Linked DNA regions of Homo sapiens: region 2 is linked to region 1. Evidence: chromatin contacts called from ENCODE Hi-C or POLR2A ChIA-PET data. All regions are on one chromosome and are shown on one strand. Each heading gives the region's core, a stretch centred on a gene start or an enhancer-like site at or near the end of the contact. The rest is flanking DNA. Distances are from core to core; before and after follow the strand shown.

Evidence for each region. Hi-C counts contacts between places; a loop is a spot of excess contacts on that map. ChIA-PET counts read pairs that join two places held with the same protein, here RNA polymerase II (POLR2A). Pooled maps may share reads with other maps.
Region 2: a map of PC-9 shows a loop between it and region 1 (8-fold over the local background). The contact joins two enhancer-like sites. A Hi-C loop is called at or near these places in 6 of 168 maps with a recorded cell type or tissue (Calu3, K562, PC-3 and 3 more), 6 of 37 single-sample maps with no recorded cell type and 15 of 50 pooled maps. POLR2A ChIA-PET finds 5 or more read pairs at or near these places in 2 of 52 experiments (Panc1 and activated naive CD4-positive, alpha-beta T cell).

What each region holds. Positions count from the first base shown.
Region 1 is chr6:150,417,504-150,421,015 of GRCh38, forward strand. No RefSeq gene overlaps it. Among named protein-coding and RNA genes, the nearest start is that of IYD, 50 kb to the left of the region's middle. RefSeq lists enhancers at 1,329-1,897, 1,590-1,884, 1,898-2,464. Within about 2 kb of position 1,713, at least 28 of the 41 ENCODE cell types and tissues checked have a DNase peak (open chromatin) inside an H3K27ac peak, as active enhancers do; they include PC-3 and PC-9, where a contact is called at or near this core.
Region 2 is chr6:150,488,474-150,491,985 of GRCh38, forward strand. No RefSeq gene overlaps it. Among named protein-coding and RNA genes, the nearest start is that of PLEKHG1, 110 kb to the right of the region's middle. Within about 2 kb of position 2,263, at least 4 of the 41 ENCODE cell types and tissues checked have a DNase peak (open chromatin) inside an H3K27ac peak, as active enhancers do; they include PC-3 and PC-9, where a contact is called at or near this core.

The DNA of each region.
Region 1 (3,512 bases), core at 463-2,962:
AGATCTGGAGGCTGTTTTCTAATTTTTCTTCCCTGAGTTTCTTGTGGCTCTCGTACTGTGATTGCCATTGAGGTCCCCGCAGTTGAGAATGTGAGTGGCTCAGCAGGGAACTGCACAGAACTGGGGATACTTGCGAGCTGGGAACAACCTTAGGTGGGCACTGGTGGCCTCCAGAACGCAGATGAGAGAGCAGGGGATTCCAGGTAGAGGAAGAGAGATCACAAGCTGGTGTGGCTGGGCTCCAACTTTAAAGCTAAAATGATCAAAGATCCCCAAAATTTCAGAGCAAGAAATATGGGGAAGTCAACGTTATTGTGTGAATAACATCAGCCTTTGGTTGGTTGATGGATGGCTATTGAGTTTGGGGGTTCTTCTGTGATCTTATTAGTTGCTACAGATATTCTCAGTATCTCTTAGCACCTTGTAAACAGAGGAAAGAGAAGCCTGCATCTCCTCTCCTCAGCAGATAAACATCTGGGGACAGTGACAAAGCCCACAGACCCTGATGGTGTCTTTGATATACAGCCACAATACGCATTTTGACACCGAGTAGATGCTTTTAGATGATGAAATCAGTGGTTTGAATTGAGGCATTTGTGTGAAGTTCATGAGCTTTCATGCCATGATTGGCTTAAGTAATTCAGAACTAGCTGCGTGTGGGTGCCGTGGAAATACTCTTTCAATCTCTTTCTTATTGGGCCATTTTTGTGCAAAAGAAATTGCTGTTTTAATGGCAAAACCAGCAATTACTTTTGCACCTACCCAAGAGTTCATGGGATATTCAAAGCAATTTTCCGAACTGTATCCTCCAACTCGAGGCAGTTACTGTGAAACCACTAGATGGCACAGTCATGCTAGATGTAATCAAGACTTCAGCAGAAATGAAAAAGTGAGTCTTGCTAGATTACTTCATCAGATACTTAAGCTGTAGTTTACTTCCCCTCTCCAAAATTTTTCTACGTGTTAGTAATTTATGTCTTCCAGATCGTGTAAATACAGATGTGTTAGACTTAGTCATCTAAATCAATTGTTCAGTGACTACAGCCAAACTATAAAAAATGATTACTTCTCTTTGTTTTCAGTTCAAGTATTTTTACTATTCCTTTGCCACACATTTATTTTTCATACAGTTACATCAGCGCCCTGGGTCCCTTTTCTTTTGTACACATAGTGATAGAGAGGGAAATTACTCATCTCCAACGTCCTGGAAATTGTTTTCCAGCGCATAAATTTCCTAGCCCTCTGAAAGATGTCAATCATTTTCTTTAGCAGGGCATTAGGGAACTCCAGCTTTCCGAAAGATGTTAGGAAAGAAATGTCATGTCCGAAGACACAAAGTAAATGATTACTTTCTTCACCCAGCTTTATTTGTCATTTGTCTTAAAAAAAAAAATAGGAGAAGTGTTTTATTCACAGTCAGAGGCTAGGGCAGCAAGACAAGGCACGTTAGTGAGGCTGTAAATACCACTGTGTCCACGTTCACTTAACACAACGCCATCTCCCAGCGCAGCCCCAGCCCCTCTGCACCCCCCGCCCCACTGCACCCCTTAATGCCAGAAACACTCAGGCCCCCCGAAAGTTTAGTAGGGCTGCATTTAGAACAAGTCCAGAGCCAACAAAGGAAAATAGTGGAAGACACTTAGGAGGGAGAAGAGAGAAATGAAATTTATTTAGCCCGAGGTCCCCACGCCATGAATGTGGCCAGCAGGGGGCTTCTCGTGCGGACGCTCAAAGCCGGAAGAGCCAGCAGGCACGGAAGCCCTCGTGGGAGCCGGGAGTTCCATGGCGAGGCCCCCCGCTGCTGCCCCAAGAAACGCTTGGGTTTGAGATCTCAGGAAACACGGAGAGCCCCCACTGCGATGGTGACGGCCCTGGAGTGGGTGGTGCTAAGGAAAGGGCAGCACACCCTTGAGGGCGGGAAGTGAATGGGGTGAGAGTTGGCACTGCTGGCCATGTTTTCCTCCATTTCCTTATGGGACTCAGTTTCCTCAAAGGAAGAACCAAAATGAATAAAGTCTGATATGGTTTGGCTGTGTCCCCACCCAAATCTCACCTTGAATTGTAGCTCCCATAATTCCCACATGCAGTGGGAGGGACCCCCTAGGAGGTAATTGAATTGGGAGGGTGGGCCTTTTCCGTGCTATTCTTGTGATAGTGAGTAAGTCTTATGAGATCTGATGGTTTTATGAAGGGCAGTTCCCCTCCACACGCTCTCTTGCCTGCCTCCATGTAAGATGTGTCTTGGTTCCTCTTCGTCCTCTGCCATGATTGTGAGGCCTCCCCAGCCACATGGAACTGTGAGTCAATTAAACTTCTTTCCTTTATAAATTACGCAGCCTTGGGTATGTCTTTATTAGCAGCCTGAGAACAGACTAATACAGAATCTAGTTTTTTATACAAAGAGATTGAGAAACAGCCCTTGATTGTGCTGACAAGATTTTAGGAGCTGTTTATAAGCGCCCTACTGAGGACTCTGGAGATGATCCTTCATTCTAGAATTATAAGGTTAAAGTTGTTTGTTTGTTTTTTCTACTTGCCTAGTCCTTGGTGTATATAAAGAATCTTGTGGTACTTTGGTATTTATTAAGAGATAGAGAGTCTTTAATTTTTGAATACATTGGATCAATTTTTATATAGTATTGCATTTTTTATAACCCTTATTTACTTTTTATTTTTAAACCCCACCGTCTTCTCTATTCTCTTGACCCAGATGTCATGTAATAAGTTATGACATTATACATTTTCACCTTAGAGCTATGTTCTGGGGCTTGGCGCTCCTATTATTTAAAAAATGGTATCTTCTATGAGAAAACATGAATATTAAAGTAGACATGAATTTAGTTTTGTATAATTAAATTGAATCCCAGGATGGCAAAGATTTAAATATGATTTATACTTGGCATTAGTAGCAGCAAGTAATACTTGCTGCAGTAACAAAAAACCATTTCAGTGGCTTTGTACAATGAAGGTTTATTTCTCACTCTCATCACCATTCAACAGAGAGAGAGCCCTGCTCCATACATTCATTCAGGGATCCAGGCTCTTTCAAACTGGTTGCTCTGTCATCTTCTAGTACCATGGTTCCCTCTACCAATGCTTTGCATCCTATCAACAGGTGACAAAAGAGAGGGCAAATGGATAAATCACATTCCACTCAACCGCCTCAGTCTGAAGATGACATACATAATTTCTGCTTACATCCCATTCATAAGAACTAGTCCCAAGGACCTATCTCAAGAAGAAGAGAACATGGATATTGTTGCAAAGTATTCTGATATCTACCATACACACACGTTAAATCAAGTTTAGCCTAAAGCTGCCTCCTTACATATTCTAAATTTAGCCTAAAGGTTTCTCCCTATATGGTGAGCTATACATTAAATGGAGGTATAAACAGACTGTAACCTATTTCTGTGACAATCATTGAGTTTTGGCCAATCAAAGGGGGCCAACTGTTCAAGCCATGTTCAAATAAGGTAAATGCCAAGATGTAACCAATCCAGCTGTTTCTG
Region 2 (3,512 bases), core at 1,013-3,512, 72 kb after region 1:
CACTCCCAGGAAACTTTCTCGGACTCTAAGGAGAGATGGTAGCACACATCCCTGTGGACGGTCTACCACTGGGATGACCAACCTGGCCACATGACCACTTTCCAGAAAGGCCTCTGACTTGACTCTACACTGCTGCATGCATCCGCTGATGCCACTATGGTCCTCCCGATCACCTCCATTTGGTCCCCTCTCCAGTCGCTTTTCCTAGAGCCCAGTGTGTCATAAAATAGTTATTAATTCAGCCAAAAGGAATGCTCTGGTGAAAATGTCAATAAAATAATGTAGGAGAAAGAGCACCTCGAGAGACTTTTTCAGCGTGTATTCCTTGGTTCGTTTTCTTCCAAAGCTCTACAAAAGTACGGAATTCTGAGCCTTGCCCTGGAATCGGTAAATTAGAATTCAAGAAAGGGGATTTGGACATCTACATAGTTCTAAACTGTTTTATTGAGTAGCTCATAGTTTACATGGTCTGAAAATCCATGTGTAAAGTATATATACAGCAAAGCATTTAGACAGCATCCTTAAGGTCCTGTCCCCAGTCACCCTCTTCTCCCTTATCCCCTACATTGCTCATTATTTTTTGTTTTTCATGCAAATTCACATAAATATTAATATATATTTTTCCTTGTTTGTTGCAAAAGTATCTATGTATATATATATATATATATATATATATATATATATATATATATACACAACCTGCTATTTAATTTTTTTCATTTAACACTATTTCCTAAAGATCTCTTCATGTTAGTAGTATATAGGTAAATATTCCCATTGCCTTTTTTATACTACACAAAATTCTTTTGTGTGGATCTATAATGGTTTAATTACGTATATCTTACTGCTTTACACTTGGGTTATTTCCTATTCCTTTGCTATTACAAACAATGAGACAAGAAATGATTGCAGCCGGGCGCAGTGGCTCACGCCTGTAATCCCAGCACTTTGGGAGGCCGAGACGGGTGAATCACGAGATCAGGAGATCGAGACCATCCTGGCTAACATGGTGAAACCCCGTCTCTACTAAAAATATTTTAAAAAAAATTAGCTGGGTGTGGTGGCATGTGCCTGTAGTCCCAGCTATTTGGGAGGCTGAGGCAGGAGAATGGTGTGAACCTGGGAGGCGGAGCTTGCAGTGAGCCAAGATCACGCCACTGCACTCCAGCCTGGGTGACAGAGCGTGACTCCGTCTCAAAAAAAAAAAAAAAAAAAAGAAATGATTGTCTGCATGTGTCATTTATTATACGTACAGGTGTATCTCTAGTATAGATGATCAGATGTGGGTTTCTGGATCAGAGGGTAAACGCACCTATAATTGTGTTGGGTATTGCCAGATGCCTCTCCTCAGGGACAAAGCCAACCATGCATAAGAGTGTTGATTTCCACCATAGCATTACCAACAGAAAATATCAGATGTTTTGCTGATTTGACAGGTTAGAAATATTGTCTTGCTATAGTTTTAATTTGTGCTTCTTTTATTATAAGTGAGGTTAGCATCTTTTCAAGTTTAAGAACAGATAAGCTACATTTTTAATAGAATCCTTGGGTGATTTTTATATACATAACTCTCTAAAGCTTCTGGCCTAAAGCTAAAGAATTTGAAGGAAAAAAGGGTGCCATGAATGCTGATGCTGAGAAGCAGATTCCTGTCCAGCCTCCCTCTGAAGATGGTTAACAGCCCCTCTAGGAACCATTTCCCACTGAGCACAAGTTCTCCTGGGACTTTATACCCAGAGAGTTCACCTCACTCCACCCCCAGCAGCTGGACCAGCGGGTTTTGAGATAGGTTTTGTAAACCGTAGCCCATGACCCACTTCCAGGCTAAATAAGGTGTCAGGAGACACTGAGGATTCTGGGAGAGGCAGGCTTGCTTTGGAGCATCAGCCCTCATGTTCTGTTTTCCCCTGACTTCAAGGGTCATAGCCTGTGCACTTCCCCTACCACGCAAGCCTTGAGGAGGGGCTTCACTGGCCATTTGGAAGGCTTTCCATAAGTCGCTGGAGTTTGATGGGCATAAGAAATGCTATTTAATTCACACCTGAAAAGCCTCCTGTGTGACACCGCAGCTGAAGTGCAGAGGTGTGGCTGTTTCAGGTCCATATGTTCTAGGGCGACCCACCACCCTGGTTTGCCAGGACTGAAAGGTTTCCTGGGAAGTGAGACTTTCTGTGCTAAAACCAGGACGGTCCTGGAAAAACCAGCATAGTTGGTCACCGAGAGTGAGACAAAGGTACCTTTTTCCAAGGAGCAGGACATGAACTGTGGGGACATTGTCTAGCCATGAGTCATCTTTAAGGAGCTCCTATGCTAAAGGAGCACCTGGGAGGGGAGGGATCCCACAGAGGAGTGCACACAAAAATCCCAGGCCTGTGTGGGGCCACGGCAGCTGGCCGGAGAAGCACTGTCTGTGCAAGGAACTGCAGTCAGAGGTCCTTGGAGGGATCTTTTGGGAAACCCCAAAAGCTCCTCACTGAAGACGAGCTTGCACTTGCACATCTGCCAGAAGTCTCCGATGGCAGGTTACACCTGTACCAGCTAAGGATTGTGCCCTTTTTCTCCAGTTCCCTGTATGGACACTGGGATGTCCTGAGGCAGGATGAAGGGTTGGTGCCCTGCCGCTAGGACTGCCGCCTGCAGACAGCCCTCAGCTATCAGCTCCCAGAGGCCATGCTGCCTTCCTGGGGAGGCCAGCAGCCATTGGCCAACAGATGTGGGAGAACAAAGGCCTGGGCCCCTTGCCAAATGGGGACATCTCTGAAGGGTCATCCCAACTTCAAAACTCTCTGGGGTCAGCTGAGGCTCCATCGAGACTATATGGCAGCTCAGAGTTCCTTCCTCCCTTCCCCTCCCCAGGTGGTGTGGCCAGGTTTCAGTCCAGAGGCAGGCAGAGCAACTGGTCCAGAGTGAGTTCACTGGGGTCCAGAGGTTTTGGCTGACATCATGCTGAATTCAGCTCATTCAATGTACCACTTACAGTAGCTCCACGACTCTTTCACTATCCCCAAGATGGGTAAAATAGTGCAATATCCGCACCTTATTTTACAAAACCTTCAACGAGAAAAAAAAAGATTCAAACTCTTTGAGATAAAGGTAGTCAAATGTCTAACCACAAGTCAGGATGTGGGGATTTTATCTGAGTCACTTAACCCAGTTAGTCATTAACCCAGTTTGCCAAGCGAGCTTAAACTATCTCCTTAATAGAAATAATATGGACCCTGTGCTAGCCCTGGGCAAATGTGAATACTTGAGCTCTAACCTAGGCTTCTCCTGAACCTTTGAAGACCCCAAGACACATTTGGTCAGGGGACATAAGTGATGTTTGAAAAAGTCCTTCACATGTTTAGTTGAGGTCATGTCACTAATGGCTCCAGAACAGAGACCTCAGCCTGGTTTCTTCCTGGATGTGGAAGGTTGCAGCCCCCTGCCCCCTCCCCACGTTCTCAGCAGGTGTTCCTGCATTGCTCTATTTCAGGAGTTTAGGAAGCCTAAGAAATACGTGTGTATCCAGC